Regions from separate parts of the Homo sapiens genome. Here region 1 is linked to region 2. The links are chromatin loops, found by intact Hi-C in ENCODE. Cell type or tissue: sigmoid colon. All regions are shown on one strand. Links, peaks and the distances in the headings refer to the core of each region. The heading gives the core; the rest is flanking DNA. Region 1 overlaps PAM (peptidylglycine alpha-amidating monooxygenase). Region 2 overlaps PAM (peptidylglycine alpha-amidating monooxygenase).

Region 1 (2,925 bases), core at 219-2,718, 97 kb before region 2:
AACCTAGGGCCACCACTTTATGACCTCTACATGTAAGAAACTGAGAGGAGTTTAATGTGGCTAAAGGCATAAACCTTAAACGGACAAGCAAGGGAAGCACTGGCTTTGTGGAACTTGCTAAGGAGGGGTGGCCTAATTCTAAGGACAGTGGGTGACATTGAAGACTGAAACAAGATGAGATTTGTGTTACAAGATGCAGTCTAGCTACTGTATAGAGAATGAGTGGGAGGAGGCAGTGGTGGAAGAAAGATAACCATTTGGAAGCTTACCGTGGTCATAGGAAGAAATTAAGTGTGGCTAAAAGCAAGGTATTCAAGCAGGTGGGAGATGAGTGGATTTCAGAGATATGTATGATACCCCTATGTTGGGATTCAATTCTCCATTAGTCACTCAGACTTTTGCATGTCTTGTGAGCAAAGGCATTTACTGCTTTCATCCCAGACTCTCTTAAAGACATTTGTATGGTAGATAGTTTTGGAAGATAGAGGTATTCTTTCCCTCTGAAGCAAAGGGCAGGTAGGTTTTACTGTCCAGTTTAAAAGATTCAAGTACCCTAAGCTCAGGGTTCCCCTCTGACAATGCAGATCATCAAGTATCTGCTTCACATCACATGGGGGGAACTGAGTTTCAGGACATTGGCACAACTATGCTGATACTACTGCTACTGATATTTTTGTGAGTAGTATAGTCCTTTGTTTCTCACCCTAGAATTTTCTGTCTTCTTCCAGCATCCCCATGAAACTGTGGCACCCTGATTTCGTTAGCCTGCAAGTAGGATAAAAATCTCAGACCCTTAATTATTGATAGCCACTAGCCACATTGTCTGTTTAAATTTAAGTATAAATTAATTAAAAATGGAATACGATTTTAAAAATCCATTCCTCAGTTGCAGTAGCCACATTTCAAATGCTTAATAGCCATACAAGGCTAGTGGATACTGTACTGGGCAGAGAAGATATAGAAAATTTCCATCATTGCAGATAGTTTTATTGGACATTGCTGGTTTAAAGCTTCAAATTTTGTTTGTGTTGGTGAGTGAGTAGAGACAGTAGAAGTTGTTGATTTCGACAGCATAAAAATGATGTTTGACTTCATGTTAGATTCACAGGAGTCCCTTTAATACAAAGAAAATATTTCTGTTTGGATAACCTATACAGTACTTAGTTCAGGCCTCTTGGGGAAAAGAAAAGTGGAAAAGTATCTACACTGTCAATTTGGAGACTGGGCAGACTGGGACCATGTAGCAACAGAAGTTCTACATATAAACAGCGTTACTCAAATCATGTGTGATTGTGAGATTAGGATCTGTGCCCAAAGGAGATTGAACTGCTGAACACTGTCTTGAGCTTTGTCTACTAACCATGCTTAACACAAAAGGACAAGAATTGCATGTTAACAGTGAGGGTCTGGAGCATAGCCAGTCCAGCAGCACCTCGGCAGTGCCTGCTGCAACCCAGCTGTGCTGGTGTGGTCTCACAGAAAGGATGGAGGACAGGAACAAGATTTCCAGATGGCTCTTGTTCAGGGAGTTTAAGAGGGTAGCTTCAAGAAAGGAGGGAACTGGACTCAAAAAATATAAAACATAATACTTTAAAGTACAACTTTAAATGACACCGCAGAATTAAGGAAACAATCAAAGCAGCAGATCTGCTTCCCTATCAGATAGGAGAAGCTCATTTTGTAGAGAGTGTGGGCCACAAGTACTGGGAAGCAAATGCACAAAGAATAATAGGTCCAGCCAACAGTTGCAGTAACAAAGGACGGTTTTTACCTGCATTGAGTGTACAGTTCACTGCTGCATGTACAACATAAGCAAAACAAAAACAGTGGTAGAAATAAATAAAAGTAAAGTCTGAGGCCCTTATGGAAGAATCATACTACTACCTGCTTTTTCCGTGGCTAAAAATGCCTTATAAATTTCATATCTTGAGAATTTCACTTATTTATGCCAAAGTAAGTTTGTTTTAAAATAGTACTCATTTGTAGTGCAGTAACATTTTACTTATATAAAGATTAATTCAAGCTTTTAAAAGTCTGAAGTTTAGAATATTTTAAAGATAGAATTTATTATTTTTAAGCACTTATGTTATCTTTTAGAACTCTTTTGAAGGGAACTTTTATGAAGATATTAGTTAATTTTGAATAGCATGATAATTGTTGCATGTAACTGGAGGCTTCTATAGTGTTTAAAGAAAACTTTTTGTAGGTTATATGTATACCTGTTATTTACATTACTAATTACATCAACAAATCCTTATTTTCATAGACATTCCTTTCAAATTCAGTGAATTCTGGGAGAGCCGAGGTCATATGCTATTAGGGTTTGTATAAAGGTAGAGTCCCTTGCATAAAGCAGGCATTTGTTAACTAGTGAGATTTTTCCCCATTTAGTTTAAAAACGTTACTTTGTTAAATGTCTTTTTCTTTTAATTGTGAGTTTTGAAATCTTATTTTTGTAGGGGTAGAAAACTCTGGTTATCTCCCCCAAATTCCCCTTCCTCAGCCCTGCTGAATCTGGTAAAGTCACTTGTTCAGTGTGCTTTCATTTTTCCTTTCTCTTTTATTTGCCACAGTTCTTACCTGTGCTTCAGGCTTGTCTTGCCTTGTGCCTCTGTTCTCTTCATATAAACAGCATGAAATTGGAAATACTCATTGTCTGTTGTATTTCTGAAGATCAGAATTTTCCCCAGTTTCATGCTGTCCTTTCTCAGGCAGGGTGTGGTAAGTCATCTTTTGAGAACTGTTTCCAGTAAAACTGGAGTATGCTGTTGAAACTGTTGGTGTGCCCTCTTCAGAAACAAAACCAGGAGACTTGCTGTTTATTGCATGAGTCACTGATGGGTTTCAATGAGTGGAAGCAATATTAGATTTTTTTTTTCATGCTCATCAATGCTACATCTTATTTTAAAAGAAGCCTGAAATAAG
Region 2 (2,925 bases), core at 96-2,595:
TATTTGGAAGACAGGGATCTGTTTTATTTTACAGTAAAATATGCCAGCATTGAATTTGATACATGTGTTAGGAAGCAACATTTGTATTAGTCAAAGCTGAGGAATTTAATTAAGAATTATATGTCTTGTTATTTTCCCCGTGGAAGTATTTACAGGGCTGAGCGATTTGATGACTAATGGACATATTTAAAGGGCGTCTGTTACTGATCATGGAAACAAAAAATAAAATAAAATAAAATTTTTTACTTTTGGCAAGTTCTTATTGCAGTAGAATCATATGCTGAATGGTACCCCTGAGATTTTTTTTCAGCATATATGTTCTAATAGGTACCCAGCCAATTTTGACTTGCAAGGGAAAGATACTTCAAATTGGCTGCATGTTAGAAGACATGAATCCCAAACAAATCTGTGTGCAGAAAATACCATTCAATTTGCTAGGTCTTGCTAATGAAGAGAGCCTTAAAAAACAAACCAACAACAACAACAACAAAAAACAGCAACTTGGTACACCTAAGTGTGGTAAACCCTGTGTTCCACCTAGGGTGAAGTTTATCTTCCTAGAGCAAGGGTGTCCCTCAGTGATCACAACACAGATGATTTTAAAGTTTCAGCTAGTAATGTTAATGAGAAAAGCTGGCCAGTTATAAAAAAAATAGAAAGGGCAAAAAACAAATGAACAAACAACTGCACTTGAGAGCTGAGCAGCAGTTTTAACAGCTACTCCTAGCCTCAGAGACTGAGAGCAGATAGGGAGCAGTGGGGACAGTGGCAGTCTGCGGATTGCTGGCCACGTCAAAAAGGGAGTCACTACTTGGCTCAGCTAATTGTTGCTGTGTGGAAATGTGAGTCCAGTGATGCCAGATTTTTATGGCTCTTCAAGAGAGTGGAAATCTGGGTTTTATATGAAATCTTTCATTTTGAAATGTTTATTCAGAGCTCAAATATGGGGGAGGAGTTGGGAAAAAACCCATGCAGGCCAAACCAAATCTTCTTTTGGATCAATTTGAACCATAGGCATAGGACTTCGATTTGTTACCTACTGAATTAGCTAAATGAGTAATGTTTATAAAGTTGAAGAGGGAATGTTTCCTAGTATATGAATGGAAAAAAGACTAGGTGCGTAGTTAAGAGCTTCAACCATGGCGTCAGATTGCCTGTGTTTATGTCCTGGCTGGGTACCATGGGCATGTTACCAATTCGCTTTGTGTCCAGTTGCCACTTCAGTAAAATAGGAATGATAATGGTACAAATTTCATAGAGTTGCTGTGAGGATTCAGAAGAGCTAATTTATATAAACTGCTTAGTACAATGCCTGGCATATAGTAATTGCTCAATAAACATGAGCTATTATTATTTTGCAAGAAAATGGTATTCAAAGGATTTACCTATTTGTTATACCTGAAGAAAATATCCCCAATAAATATGGAGGGTCTGTTTTGTGTTGAAGAGTATGGATTAAGAGCATGGATTCTGGAGTCAGCAGGCTAGGATTTGAATTCTTGCTCTATCACTGTGTAACCAGAACAAGTTAATTTTTCTGAGCTTTAGATTCCTCATCTATAAAACAGAATTAATAACCCATATCTCAAAGTCATAAGAATTCAGCAAGATTATACACGCAAAATCAGTGCTGGCATATGAGTCAGTAAGTGTTAACTGTTGTTATGATTATTCTTTAGGATATTTTCCCCCATTATTTGGAAGTTCCATTTTTGCAAACACTTTTTTAAGTTATTTATTTCTTATTATATGTACTTAAAGAAAATGGAATTGCATTTGATTTACAAGTTAAGCTTCATCTTAATGAGCCACATTACAACAGTGGTTCTCAACCAGGTGATTTTACCCTTCAGAAGACATTTGGCAATGTCTGGAGACATTTTTGATTGCCATAACTGAGGGGAATGCTACTGGCATCTAGTGGGTGGAGGCCAAGGGTGCCGCTGAACACCCTGTAATACACAGGACAGCCCCTACAACAAAGAATGGTTCAGCCCAAAATGTTGATAGTGCTGAACTTAAGAAGCTCTGCATTACAGCTATATAGCCACCATAACATTTAGTTTGTAATGTTCTTGCTAAGCAGAGGAAGAATTTTTCTTTTATCAAAACATTACCTAACTTTCAGATAGCAGTTAACATGTAAATTGAAATCTGTCGAACCATATTTAATAAAATATTTTAAAATGCATATATTCCTGTTTTCTTCTAGTTACAAAAGTAATACAAGCCAGTGAAAATTAAAAGACTACAAAAGCATATAAATAAGACAATGAACTCCACCTTTTCCCCAACCATCTCCATAGAAAATCTCTGGAAATGCAACAGTTTAAGTTATATTACTTCAGACTTTTAAATACAGTCACATGCCTCATAATGATGCTTTACTCAGTGTCACGACACATATGTGATGGTGGTCCCATAAGATTATAATAGAGCTGAACAATTCCTATCACCTAGTAACATCGTAGTCATCATAATGTCAATGCATTACTCATGTGTTTGTGGTGATGCTGATGTTAACAAACCTACTGCCCTACCAGTCACATAAAAGTCTGGCACATATGATTGTGTATAGTACGTAATACTTGATAAAGATAATAAACGACTGTGTTATTGGTTTATGCATTTACAATACTATTTTGTCTTTATTTTAGAGTGCACTCCTTCTACTTACAAAAAAAATGTTAACTGTAAAACAGCCTCAGGCAGGTTTTTCAGGAGGCATTTCAAAAGGCATTGCTATCATAGGAGATGACTGTTCCATGTGTTATTGCCCAGAAGACCTTCTGGTGGGACAAGATGTGGAGGTGAAAAACTGATATTGATCATGCTGATCTTGTATAGGCCCAGGCTAGTGTGTGTGTGTGTGTGTGTGTGTGTGTGTGTGTGTCTTCACTTTTAACAAAAAAGCTTAAAAAGTTT

What was found. Hi-C counts contacts between places; a loop is a spot of excess contacts. Peaks named below come from ENCODE experiments on the same cell type or tissue, not always from the same donor. Only the 100,000 strongest peaks of a DNase experiment are listed, where the experiment ranks them.
Region 1: it touches region 2 in a loop (2.3-fold over the local background); 12 of 110 quality-filtered maps call a loop at or near these places.

Annotation. Positions count from the first base shown.
Region 1 is chr5:102,759,656-102,762,580 of GRCh38, forward strand. All of the region lies in intron 1 of PAM (peptidylglycine alpha-amidating monooxygenase), which reads left to right. Among named protein-coding and RNA genes, the nearest start is that of PAM, 5.8 kb to the left of the region's middle. RefSeq lists an enhancer at 2,434-2,583. In sigmoid colon, for the core only: no CTCF peak of the experiment used is centred there; a DNase peak (open chromatin) is centred at 1,426; H3K27ac peaks cover 365 bases.
Region 2 is chr5:102,856,479-102,859,403 of GRCh38, forward strand. The region is part of intron 1 of PAM (peptidylglycine alpha-amidating monooxygenase); the gene reads left to right. Among named protein-coding and RNA genes, the nearest start is that of PAM, 100 kb to the left of the region's middle. In sigmoid colon, for the core only: no CTCF peak of the experiment used is centred there; DNase peaks (open chromatin) are centred at 783 and 1,163; H3K27ac peaks cover 160 bases.